Linked DNA regions of Homo sapiens: region 1 is linked to region 2. The links are chromatin loops, found by intact Hi-C in ENCODE. Cell type or tissue: K562. All regions are shown on one strand. Links, peaks and the distances in the headings refer to the core of each region. The heading gives the core; the rest is flanking DNA.

The links. Hi-C counts contacts between places; a loop is a spot of excess contacts. Peaks named below come from ENCODE experiments on the same cell type or tissue, not always from the same donor. Only the 100,000 strongest peaks of a DNase experiment are listed, where the experiment ranks them.
Region 1: a loop joins it to region 2, with 2.5 times the contacts of the local background. A loop is called at or near these places in 4 of 110 quality-filtered maps.

Annotation. Positions count from the first base shown.
Region 1 is chr6:4,941,174-4,944,091 of GRCh38, reverse strand. It overlaps CDYL (chromodomain Y like), which reads right to left. Exons shown (of 7, transcript NM_004824.4): 5 at 336-546. Among named protein-coding and RNA genes, the nearest start is that of LYRM4-AS1, 61 kb to the left of the region's middle. In K562, for the core only: no CTCF peak of the experiment used is centred there; DNase peaks (open chromatin) are centred at 1,741 and 2,141.
Region 2 is chr6:5,029,694-5,032,611 of GRCh38, reverse strand. The region is part of intron 2 of LYRM4-AS1 (LYRM4 antisense RNA 1); the gene reads right to left. It also overlaps a transcript of LYRM4 not described here. Among named protein-coding and RNA genes, the nearest start is that of RPP40, 27 kb to the right of the region's middle. RefSeq lists a silencer at 1,654-1,814. In K562, for the core only: a CTCF peak has its summit at 1,785 (motif pointing right); a DNase peak (open chromatin) is centred at 1,761.

The sequences.
Region 1 (2,918 bases), core at 213-2,712, 88 kb after region 2:
AAAATTGCCTTCTCTTAAAAGTGCAGTTTTTAAGTTATTAGGTGAAGAACTTTTCAATTGCAAATTGTTGGTTGGGTTACTGATTGGGTATTTACTAACAGTAGATATCCATGTGAATTATGCAAAGTGGTAGGCTCCTCAGTGAATGAAGTCCTTCTCTAGGGAATGATGCAACAAAGGTCAACAACGTCTATGAACCCAAATCTGAATTACAAGATGGAAAGTCCCCACAGAATGACACACTGTACAGCTTTAGAAAAACAATAACCAAACTAGATTTCTTCAGGAAGCTTTCTAGAATGACTTTTTTTTTTTTTTTTTAAAAAGGTACTCACAGATGCTCCTCCCATTATCTTGGGAAACATAACGGTAGAACAGCCATCTGGACTCTGTCCGAAGGTGGTATAGGGTGTTTGAAACCAAGCCTTTTCATTAGCCCAAACCACATCGCAAAGAGGCAATATAGATGCTCCTAGACCAATGGCTGGGCCATTGACTGCTACAATAATGGGCTTCTTAAATTGAATGAAAGTATTCACGAAGTTTCTAAAATGAAAAATAAATGGGGAATTACTCAAAACATTGCATATTTGAGCAAAGGAAAAGTCTATTATGGAATTCAATTTACCAAGATGTAAATGCTACGGAAATCCTGAAGACTTGAGATTTGTTTAAGGCCTTCCCCAGCAGTTGTGGACCCTAGACTTATTTACTACGTGTTGTAAAGGTTTGGTGACAGCCTGGAGCCCACGCATGTAGTGGCTGTCACTACAGGCCCTACGTGAAGGCCACAGGGTAACATGCAGCCATGAGCTGCACTGGAATTTGCAGGTGGCTCTCGGGCTCTATAAACAACACATCTTGCTCCCCAACCTGTCTTCCCTCGAAGACACAGGAGCCCAGTACATATTCTGGGCTTCACAAGACAAATCAAGAAGCTGTCACAGAGGAAATCTGGCCCAGGGCATACTAAGACTGCCTGGTGTTAAGTGTACGGTGGTGGATTAGGGTTCACAAAAACCCTGGGATCTGGGTCTGGCCTTGGTTCATGATTTCAGACAGCTCACTGATTATCTGGCAATAATTGCTATTTCCTGAGTTTATGTGGAAGTGGACTGAACAGTCTGGGGGATACAGAGACAAGAGTGTCACAGGCTGGCTCAAGACATGCGACCTGCAAACAAGAAGAGCAAACAGCACAGGGCTCAGGCCTGTACCCACATCCTGCTCCACTGAGGGCTGGAGGGTACGGCTGCAGCAGGAGTTCGGAGGACAGTGGGGTCAGGCGTGGGGCAGCCTCTGCACAGGACAGAGGTTTAATAAATCAAGCCCATGCTATTTTGGGATTTGCTTTAGATCAGGCTGGAAAAGTAGGCTGCTTTTCAATGTAGGGTAGCTTGGTGTCATACCACTTTAGGAATGTGCATTTTCTTCCCCTAAATACTAGAAGCTGATCTTATGCTCAGAGGTTGTTTCTTGTTATGATTTCACACAGTGGAGAAAAGAAGAAACACAAGATAGTCCCTTCAGTGCAGGCTGAGTTCTAGATCAGAAGTGCAGAGTAAGGACAGCTTTTCACTTGCTGGATTCTAAACCTGACCCCCATCTTTAATACTGAAAATAACAATCTAGATGCTCTCTACAATTCAGCAATTTAAAACCACAGCAATCTGTTCAGATCTTCTCTGAAAATCATGACTCAGCATCTGAGATAGCTCCCCACTCAACTCCCCGAGACACTGACGGATGACTCATATTTTTTGGCAGGGGCAGGTCAGGGAGGTGAGGAGGGTTGTGTCTGTGTGTGTATGAACAGGAGAGTGAGGAATTGCAGAGTTTAGCGGCTGGACCTCAGCCTAGCCCCCAAGGTTTGTGGGATCTTTGCATTGAGCAAGAATTAACTCATTCAAATGAATGAGTTGCACTAAGTCTTTCTAAATGAGAGAGCCTGAGGCATTCTTAGAAAGATCACACTGGGGTTTAATGATCAGAGTGTCAGACAACCTTTTAAGCAGACTCTTGAAATAAGCCTAGAAGAACTACATGAAGCTATTTCAGTTGTGTCATCTTTTGAAGATATGGGGTCAATGACACAAGATGGAAATACATTTCCTAGGCCCAGTAACTGATGACTCATGAAAAGGTAAAACTGCTGAACTGTCTCTCAATGATAAGGAACAGCTGTTTCCAAAATCTGAGTAGCTCCAATTTCATCTGCCTTATGGAACAGAAGGCAAACTGTTATAGCCGTTGCCCAGGCTGACATCTGGAAACCACGGATGGGGCAATAAATTAACATAAAAGCGATGATCAAAGTCAAGGTAATAAGAAGGTAATTCTACAGAAAAACAGTAAAAGGAATTATTTCATATATCCTTGCCTCCATGCCCATATATTTGTATAAAAAAATCTGCTTCTAAAATATTAATAGATATTGGTAAGTCGAAACTTAGATTTTGATAGGCTGAAGGCATTTTTTGGAACTGAAATTTTATTTTTACTTTTGCCTGGAATGGTGACTTCACCTGAAGCTGGTGGCTCTTTCTGGACGGGGTATGAATGAACCAGCATGCTCTGGAGCAAAGAGCCCCTTCCCTTTTCAGGGAATGGGAACTGGCCATTCTGAATAGTGAGCCCTGAGATGCCAGAAATGGATGTGGTGCACACAGAGACTCGTTTTGTTTTAAAAAAGAAAACCTTTACAGAAATGCTTTCTCTGCCTAGTAGAAACTTCCCAGGACCATAAAGGCTTAACCAAGGGAGCTGCAAATCAAGGCACAAGGAACCAGAGGCGAGGCAGGGGCTGCCTTCAAGCCTGGGACGGTCCTCTCCCAAGTAGCCCCTGCTTCTGTGGGCTTCAGCCAAGTGTGTTTTAAACTTGAAATCAAAATGTATGAACACTCAAATGTTTGCCATGC
Region 2 (2,918 bases), core at 321-2,820:
ACTTTCTCCCAATGTGACAAAATTATTGAGATTTTATTGACTTACTGAACAACTGTGGTCTTTGCCATGTACTAAGATACTGTGTAGTCAAACTGCGCCTCTGAAATCTATTTTTATTGTACATTTAACAAATTTTGCTGTAAACAATAAGTTTAAAAACAATAGTCATAACTCATTAAACTGTATCTTTTAATTTTAATATGTTATTATACCTCAATGAAACTCAGTTTTAAAAAACAGTGAATAAAAAGTTGAGCTATTAAAACTAAAAAGTAATTATTTGCTAGTTTGTATACACAGACCCAAGAAATAGAAATATAGGAATATTTGGAACTTGCTCCTTCTTACAGCCTTGAGGGAACCGCTTATCCCTTATTACGCCTTGGTTTCCCTCAATGAAACTAGAAAATATTACCTTGCAAGACGCTCATAGTTAATTAATACGTATGAAGCTCTTGAATCTAAATATTAAATACTTGATGATATTGTCTGGTAAATATTATCTAACTGCATTTATAAATACTAGCATTTTTACAGCCTAGTGGTAATTACAAAGTATAGCCCATTTAAAATGAATACAAATATGTGCATATATATTTTTCCTGTGAAAGTAGGAAAAGAAAGTTGAAATTATGCAAGAACAAAGTAGAAAAATATGCCTCTCATATAAGATTGAGTGTTTCCATTGATCAATATAATTTTTAAAATGTTGTGATGATTCTTTTTTTCACTTAATTGGCTATGTCATTTGCACTCTACCTAAGTGAGATATTAATAAATTGTATATGATGTAAATAACAGGAAACAAGAAGAACTGCTGGCCTTATTCATAGTTAATAAAGAGAACCAGATGATGAAATTGTCTGAAAATAAGCCATTTTGTTTATTAAAAAGTTACTTCTGCTCCAGGGATCCAAGTAATAGAGCTTTGTGTTTTCAGAGGGAATGTTGCCATAAATCAGGGTATCACAACCTCAGCACTACCGAGGTTTGGGGCAGCTGGGTAATTCCGTTGTGGGGGCTGTCCTGTGGGCTGTGGGAGGTTGAGCAGCACCCCTGGCCTCCACCCACTAGATGCCACTAGCACCCCCTCCCTCATTTGTGACAACCAAATGTCCCCAGGGGGCAAAATTGCCCTCAGTTGAGAAACACTCCTATAAATATCATGTCCATGCTGGGGTGGGTGTACTTTTACATGTACGGGGGACTGGCCCGTAGGTTTGGCGGTAAGTCCTGGGCTTCCAAATTGGCATTTCCCAGTAGCTGGGCTGATGTGACAGCCTTCGGTTGCTCGGGCCTCCAGGCAGAAAGTGGAGGTGCAACAGGGGCTGTTTGCACGCTGCCTTGGCAGAGTTGGGGTGACAGGCACATCTCATGTGTTCACAGACACTGCCAGGCCTTCTCAGAGCTCATGACTTGCCTCCCCTTTCCCTGCAGTTAGGGAGCCTTTTGTCTTGCCCTCAATTCTCCAAAATAACCCAAAAGGTTTCCTTTATCTTTAACTCTGTTATAAACATGTTGACACTTTGCCAAACAAAAACCTGATGAAACATATTCTGAATTTTCTACTTTCCTACATAAAAACTTACAAACAACAGGCTGAAGGAAAGAATGTGTAGAGAAGATACAGGAAGTGACATCATAAAGCTGGAGGAGACTTTAGAGCTGAGCTGCTCTTGGTCACGCGGCACACAGTCCCAGTGCTCAGTCACCATGTGTCCTGCATGGCTCCCATGTTGGACGGCACAGACGGAACATCTCGATCGTTACAGGAAGTTCCACCAGATGGCGCTGTCTCCAGGGACATCTAGGGCACAGGCCTTACTTTATAACGAAGTCCTAGAGAGATTTATGTTCACCCGGCTGAAGAGAAGCAACGAGCTCAGGGCAGAACCAAGACTGGGAAGCAGCCCAGTTAACCCCACGCTGCGATCTCTCCCGCACACAACTGCCTTGTGGCAGGTCCACACCTGGAATGCCACATGGGGTTTTGGCCATCATAGCCTAAGAATGAGGGTCAGATAGGTAATTAAGAGAATGGACCAACTCTAAATAAAATGTTAGTCCAGTTCAGTAACCATGTCTCGTATACCTGCCATGTACCAGAACTTGGTCTGGTTATGAAGTTGAAAACAAACAAACAAACAAAAACCAAATAGATCCCTGTCCTAGCAGGGCACACAGACTGGGAGGCACTCCTTTCAATCCCACGTAGCCATCCCAAAGATAAAGATGAGCCCAGGGCCCAGCCTGGGGTGGGGAAGGTGGGGAAGGCGTGCTTGCTAGAGGAGATAGCATCCCTGTAAAGAAGGCAAGAAACGAGCTGGGATGGAGGGAGTTGCAGAGCCCAGCACTCAGGGGAGCAGACGGGAGGGCGGCCTGAGGATTCCCCTGACTGTGGCTTCGTTCCACTCACCTGGCTGTGCCCGGCCACCCCATGTAGAGGTCCCTCCTCAAGGCAGCATGTTTAGGGCACCGCCTCCACACAGATTCCCTTCCCATCCTGTGGCCCGCTTCTCATCCTCCACACCTGTCTTGCTCAGTGACGCTATGCTCCATGCAGGCTTATGCTTCTGGAGCCTGAGAACCAGCCTCCACTCTTCTCTCTCACACTCTATATCTAAGCTGTTGGCACACTCTATTCCTTTTTTTTTCGGTAAGTTCTAGAACCTGCTTCATCCATCCCCATGACTATCTTTGTCTCGGCTTCCATCATCTTTTTCTCTCTTTCCCTCTCTTCTTTTTACTTTTTATGTTTTTTAAGAGATAGGATCTTGCTGTGTTGCCCAGGCTGGAGTGCAGTGGTGCGATCATAGCTCACTGCAGCCTTGCACTCCTGGGCTCAAGAAGTCCTCCCGCTTCGGCCTCCTGACTAGCTGGGACTACAGGCATGCTCCACCATGCCCAGCTATTTTTTA